Linked DNA regions of Homo sapiens: region 1 is linked to region 2. Evidence: chromatin contacts called from ENCODE Hi-C data. All regions are on one chromosome and are shown on one strand. The core of a region is the stretch at or near the end of the contact, and the rest is flanking DNA. Distances in the headings are between cores, read along the strand shown. Region 1 overlaps ADAM12 (ADAM metallopeptidase domain 12). Region 2 holds the start of MKI67 (marker of proliferation Ki-67).

The links. A loop is a pair of places that touch in the nucleus more often than their neighbours do. Pooled maps may share reads with other maps.
Region 1: a loop to region 2 is called in a map of B cell, with 11 times the contacts of the local background. The contact joins the enhancer-like site here to the promoter of MKI67 in region 2. A Hi-C loop is called at or near these places in 1 of 168 maps with a recorded cell type or tissue (B cell), 1 of 37 single-sample maps with no recorded cell type and 3 of 50 pooled maps.

What each region holds. Positions count from the first base shown.
Region 1 is chr10:126,040,612-126,043,929 of GRCh38, reverse strand. ADAM12 (ADAM metallopeptidase domain 12) reads left to right here. Exons shown (of 23, transcript NM_001288973.2): 18 at 782-890. Among named protein-coding and RNA genes, the nearest start is that of FANK1-AS1, 69 kb to the right of the region's middle. RefSeq lists an enhancer at 359-1,016. Within about 2 kb of position 1,974, at least 19 of the 41 ENCODE cell types and tissues checked have a DNase peak (open chromatin) inside an H3K27ac peak, as active enhancers do; they include B cell, where a contact is called at or near this core.
Region 2 is chr10:128,124,615-128,127,791 of GRCh38, reverse strand. MKI67 (marker of proliferation Ki-67) reads left to right here and starts at 1,369. Exons shown (of 15, transcript NM_002417.5): 1 at 1,369-1,693; 2 at 2,036-2,216. The coding sequence starts at 2,125. RefSeq lists an enhancer at 880-1,109 and a silencer at 1,220-1,589.

The DNA.
Region 1 (3,318 bases), core at 725-3,224, 2.1 Mb after region 2:
AAGGGTGAAGCACAGCCTCCTCGGGCTTTCTTGGTCTCCCTTTCCCGCCGTGCCAGAACCATTCTCTTATTTCACAATGAAAAGAATCCACTGTTGGATTCGCACCCTGGTGCGTGACTGGGAGCCAGGGAACAGCCACTGGGAACCTCTGCAAGAAGGAGGCAGGCGTTGCAGGAAGGACACACGGGGACAGGCTTCAGGAAGTATTAGTGGAAATCCCATGCACCCTGCTAGGATTGCAGGAAACAGGATTCCTTTGCTCAGGAAACGGGGGGCCTGCCTCGGACCCCAGCCTGGCGTGGGACCCGGCAGTCACCAGCCTCTCTGAGCCTTCTGTCTGAAGGAGACAGGGATGCGCCAAGCATCTGTCAGGTCCCGCGGTGCCCCAGGGCTCTGGGTCTGTAGCCCCAAAGCACGGTCCCTCCTCACTGCTGAGGGGGCTTCTCCTCATGGTCAGACAGTTTTCCAGATTGAAAAAGGAAGATGGGGAGATGGAGAAGGAAGTGAGGTGGGTGGGGGAGGCAAGCTGATGAACCCAAATAATCTTCATCACTCTCTTTACAGCCACTAATAGGCAGATGATGCATCTTCACAGCCTCAGGTTTGGTCGCCCCTGTGTGGTGTGTAGTGCCGGCTTTGGGCTTATTCGCACCATGGCGTGTGCTGAGTCTGGCTGTGTCAGTGTTGGGGGGGGGCTCTGACCATGGCCCCCCTTGCTTCTGCTGTGGTGATGCACAGAGCATATGCCCTAACCCCACGTCCCTCCCCTCTGCCCTGAAAGGTGTGCAACAACAGGAAGAACTGCCACTGCGAGGCCCACTGGGCACCTCCCTTCTGTGACAAGTTTGGCTTTGGAGGAAGCACAGACAGCGGCCCCATCCGGCAAGCAGGTCAGTGAAGCCCCTGCATCCCGGTGGGAGGAGGCTGAGCACCTGGGGGCGGGTGGGCTCGCCAGCTGTCAGCATGGGTGCAGGTAGAGCCAACAAGAAACCCAGTGGGGACCCCACATGGGTCTACACAGCCTAGGGTCTCCCGCAGTTTCCAGATGCCCCTCTCATCCCTGCCCGATCTTCTCTGAGGCTCCTTGCTCTCTGCTTTGACTGAGTGGCTGAGTTTGCCAGTTCCTTAGCCTGCGACACTTTTCTTAACTAAGGTCATTTCTATAGTGAACTGCTGAATGGGTATGAATGTCATCACTGTATCAAAGTACTTTGTAAAGGCCGACATCTGTGTGGTAGGGTGACAAGGTGTGAAGTTTAATGCCTTTTAAAAATCTTACTGGAAAGACACCCACCTCTTAGTAAAGGTGACAGTCACGGCAGCAGTGGGAGTCATTGCAACAGCTTTTGCATATGGAATGATGTGTGCAGGTGCTGTGTGGTGCATTTTATGCCCATGATGTCATCCCCTCCTTATACAACTCTGAAGAAGGTGGTATGATTCTTTTCTCACATACCTAGGACCTGAGGCTCAGGGAAGTTAAGTAATTTGCCTAATGTGATCTCGCTAAGATTTACACACACACAGGTCTGCCTGTCCCCCAAGAAGCTCTTAGTAGCAGCTGTGCTTGAACTCGTGGCCATTTCTCCTCGGATGACCTTTAGAAATGGTTTACTGGTGCGGTGCTGTTTTCTCTGAGTTCTTATTGGGCAATTCAGGGGCAAGTCTAAATGATGCCTCTTTTCGAGGGAAAGAAGCAAGGCAGGAAGCTGCAGAGTCCAACAGGGAGCGCGGCCAGGGCCAGGAGCCCGTGGGATCGCAGGAGCATGCGTCTACTGCCTCACTGACACTCATCTGAGCCCTCCCATGACATGGAGACCGTGACCAGTGCTGCTGCAGAGGAGGTCACGCGTCCCCAAGGCCTCCTGTGACTGGCAGCATTGACTCTGTGGCTTTGCCATCGTTTCCATGACAACAGACACAACACAGTTCTCGGGGCTCAGGAGGGGAAGTCCAGCCTACCAGGCACGTCTGCAGAAACAGTGCAAGGAAGGGCAGCGACTTCCTGGTTGAGCTTCTGCTAAAACATGGACATGCTTCAGTGCTGCTCCTGAGAGAGTAGCAGGTTACCACTCTGGCAGGCCCCAGCCCTGCAGCAAGGAGGAAGAGGACTCAAAAGTCTGGCCTTTCACTGAGCCTCCACAGCAGTGGGGGAGAAGCAAGGGTTGGGCCCAGTGTCCCCTTTCCCCAGTGACACCTCAGCCTTGGCAGCCCTGATGACTGGTCTCTGGCTGCAACTTAATGCTCTGATATGGCTTTTAGCATTTATTATATGAAAATAGCAGGGTTTTAGTTTTTAATTTATCAGAGACCCTGCCACCCATTCCATCTCCATCCAAGCAAACTGAATGGCAATGAAACAAACTGGAGAAGAAGGTAGGAGAAAGGGCGGTGAACTCTGGCTCTTTGCTGTGGACATGCGTGACCAGCAGTACTCAGGTTTGAGGGTTTGCAGAAAGCCAGGGAACCCACAGAGTCACCAACCCTTCATTTAACAAGTAAGAATGTTAAAAAGTGAAAACAATGTAAGAGCCTAACTCCATCCCCCGTGGCCATTACTGCATAAAATAGAGTGCATTTGAAATACCGCTGCCTCCACCCTGTTCATACATATATAAAATCAAGGCAGGCCATGAGCAAGCATGGCTCACTGCTCCCTGGCCTGGCCATGGCTCAGGGGCTCATTAAACAAGTACTTGTGTGTCTGCCACACACCAGCCACTCTCCTGGGTCCTGGAGAGACATTAAGCAAGAATGACATGGCATAAGTGAGGGGTACGACTGCAGGGAGAGAGGGCATCATGGGAGGGGAGCAACCCCCACAGAGCGGCAGGGGGTTGTCAGGAAGGCTCCTGGGGACCCTGCATCTGTTGAGGTCTGAAGGGGGCGAGGGAAACATGCATTCTGAAGCCGAGATAGCTGGCTGTGCGAAGATCTAGAGGAGTGTGGACTGGCCTGGGCTCAGATTCTAGAGTGCGGACTGGGCCAACAGGAGGGGACACAGGACACGGTGCTCGTGCTGGTCCTGGGGAAGAGGGAAATGGAGTCAGTCACTGCCCGGGCCTCTGGCTTGAGCAACCCTGGGGAGTTCAGCAGGTTCAGTGTGGGGGCCCTGTAAATGTTCAGTTTCATAGATTGATGTATTGAAGATTTATGGATTCACTTTATGGAACTAGAAATTATAGTTCAAGATTTTTGCTGTTCACTTTTTAAATTAACTTTAATTAACTTTGTTATGAGACACCAGAACTCTAGCTAGAGCCCCCTGTGATCACTACTAAGGGTCTGAAAAGAGTGACATTTTGCCCAGGAAACCAG
Region 2 (3,177 bases), core at 120-2,619:
CTTCTGCATTTGCAGAACCACACCCCACACTCTTGGGAGCATGAGAATGAGAAGGGCAAGTAACACAGAGGGTCATTAGATAAATGGTTTTGACCTTATGGACTCTCTGAAAGGAATAGGAAGTCCTCAGGGGTCCCCTGCATCGAGGCCTCCCTGATCAAGGGAGCCAAGCTCCAAGGGTTGCTGGGGAGCTGGAGGAGGTGAGATGGGGCAGAGAGGCCGTTGTCACCAAAAGCGTGTTTAGGCTCCATTCACTTCACCCCAGGTGGCCTACTGAGCCCACATGGCCACCAGCGCAACTGAAGCAGACCCCGATAGAATCCTGTGTAGAATTATTTTAGGATTCACCCATCTTGGCATGCACAAGCCATTTCAATTGAAGAATGTTTTCTAATAACAAAACATTGTAAACCTAAGTATGTGGCAATAGTAATGATTAAGTAAATTATGGTTTCCCGAAGCCCAGTGCTCTGCAGCCATCAGAGAGTAAAAGCGAGAATGTGTTCAGTGGAGATAGCCTCAGGATATTTAAAAGCAGAGAGCACAAAGTATAGAATCGTGTTGTGTATGTTATGACCTTTTTTTCTGTGCTTTTGAAAAAGAGAATACACGTATAGCAGGAAAAGACACACCAAACTACTTTATATAATTGGTTGTTTTTGTGTTTGGTAAGATGTATGCACTGAAGAGGAAGGTTTCGATTTTTTTTTTTTTTTTTTTTTTTTTTTTGAGACAGGGCTTTGCTCTGTCGCCCAGGCTGGAGTGCAGTGGCGCGATCTCAGCTCACTGCAGCCTCGACCGCCCCGGCTCAAGCGATCCTCCCACCTCAGCTGTCCCAGTAGCTAGAACTACAGGGGCGCCACCACGCCTGGCGAATTTTTTGTAGAGATGGGTTCTCTCCAGGTGGCCCAGGCTGGTTCTGAACTCCCGGGCTCAAGGGATCTTCCTGCTTCAGCTTCCCAAAGTGCGGGGATTACCGGCGTGAGCCACCGCGTCCCGCCTGTTTTTAATTTTTAGCAGTTTTAAATCTTCTGGCAATGAGTAATGTTATAGTGTCCCAGATGTTTGGTCCTTTAAGAAAAGGATAGCAGGACGGGTTATCTCGGTGGGAGCGTGTTCCACCTCTGCCCTCCGCCAGCCGCCCTCGCCGGGGATGCACCCAGGTATTTTCCTCCGGATGCGTGAGTGGCTCGCCCGCGGACACGCCAGCCCCGCCCCGCGAGCCCGGTTTCCCCGCCCCCTCCCCGCCCACGCCCTGCGCTCCCTTCCTATTGGTCCCATGCCGCGCTTTCCCGTTCAATCGCAGCGCTTAGCGCCAGAATTTGAATCTTCGTTTTCGTTTGAATTGGGCGGGCGCGCCGGGCTGGAAGAAGGAAGTGGAGGGCTGACGCTGCGGGCGGGCGGGCGGGCGGGAGGACTCGACTCGGTGGGAGCCGCTAGAGCCGGGCGCCCGGGGACGTAGCCTGTAGGGCCACCGGGTCCCCGTCAGAGGCGGCGGCGGGAGCAGCGGGGACTGCAGGCCGGGGTGCAGCGAACGCGACCCCGCGGGCTGCGGCCCGGTGTGTGCGGAGCGTGGCGGGCGCAGCTTACCGGGCGGAGGTGAGCGCGGCGCCGGCTCCTCCTGCGGCGGACTTTGGGTGCGACTTGACGAGCGGTGGTTCGACAAGTGGCCTTGCGGGCCGGATCGTCCCAGGTGAGCTGCGGCCGGGACTCCTGGGAGCTGTCCGGGGTCGAGGGCTGAGCCGCGGGGACCCCCCGAGCTCTGCGGGGACGGGCAGGGGACAGACGCGCGGCCTGGGCCCGACTCCTCCTGGGCTCTGGCGAGGGCGTCTCGGTGGAAGCTCCCAGGAGGCGCAGGCGCTGGCGACAACACCCCAGCTGCCGGACTTTGGGGCGCCGGGGGCTGCGGTCGGATCGTCCTGGGGTCCCCGCTAGCTAGCTGCGGTGTGCGCTTCTGTGGCCGGGGATAGGTGAATTGGGCACGGGGCCCTTCTTAGCTCCTTTGCTATCAGAGTAACTCGCACCTCTTTTGCAGTGGAAGAGTTGTAAATTTGCTTCTGGCCTTCCCCTACGGATTATACCTGGCCTTCCCCTACGGATTATACTCAACTTACTGTTTAGAAAATGTGGCCCACGAGACGCCTGGTTACTATCAAAAGGAGCGGGGTCGACGGTCCCCACTTTCCCCTGAGCCTCAGCACCTGCTTGTTTGGAAGGTGAGCCCCGCGGGCGCGCGCGGACGTTTTAGCTGAGAAAGAGGAAAATACCTTAGTCACAGAATAAAGTCCAGAAACGCGCTCTAGGATTGGGTCCTGCCGTCACTTTTCCTTGGTGCTTCTCCCATTCGTTACTAAGTTGACATAGTTGTGTTTTTTTGTTTTGTAAGTATAAATTTGATGCTAGTTTGTATGTTTAAGTGGTTTTAAAAATCAAGCCAATTAAAAAAATCGATTTGCTAATGTTGCGGTAAAGAAAGATGTAGATGATCTTCATATGTCACTGGCTGCAGGCAGGCGTCTGAAGACACTGTGCGCCCCCGGGTGCCTCCACAGTGGGCATCCCTGGCCACTGGGGACACAGAGAATGAAGGAAGGAAGCCATACACTTGTCTCTTGGCTCCTTGTGGCAATAGGAAAATGGGACAGAAAGTCTTCCTGCCTGGAATTCGAGAACGTTTCCTCTTATATTGCTGTCCTGTTTGGTGGTGGTAATAACCCTGTCCCTGTATAACAGGTATAGTTGCTGACAGTGCCCCATCAGCCTCTGACATGTGTCCCACTAGAGGCCTGAGAAGGGGGGTCATTTCCCGTGTGGTCATTTCCCAGACCACACGGGATTCAGGCCTCACCCTGTCCTCCCAACCCCATCCCGGCCTCACCCTGTCCTCCCAACCCCATCCCCTACCTTGTTCCTCCCGCCTAAGGCATTCCAAGCCTTTGTTCACCTTGGTACTTCTTACACACTTGGAAGTTTACAATGGGAAAGTTCTCCCCTTCCTCAAGCTTGTGTGATTTCCATCATTCAGGCATCAGGTGAAATGTCACCTCTGAGGAAGCCTTGCATGAAAACTTGTATTTCCAACCCCACAGCTTCAGGGGTGAGTTGTGGGTTTGTCTCCCACTAGGCTGAGCTCCCCAAAGGCAAAGACTGTCTTGTTACTAATCACGTGTGTAGGGC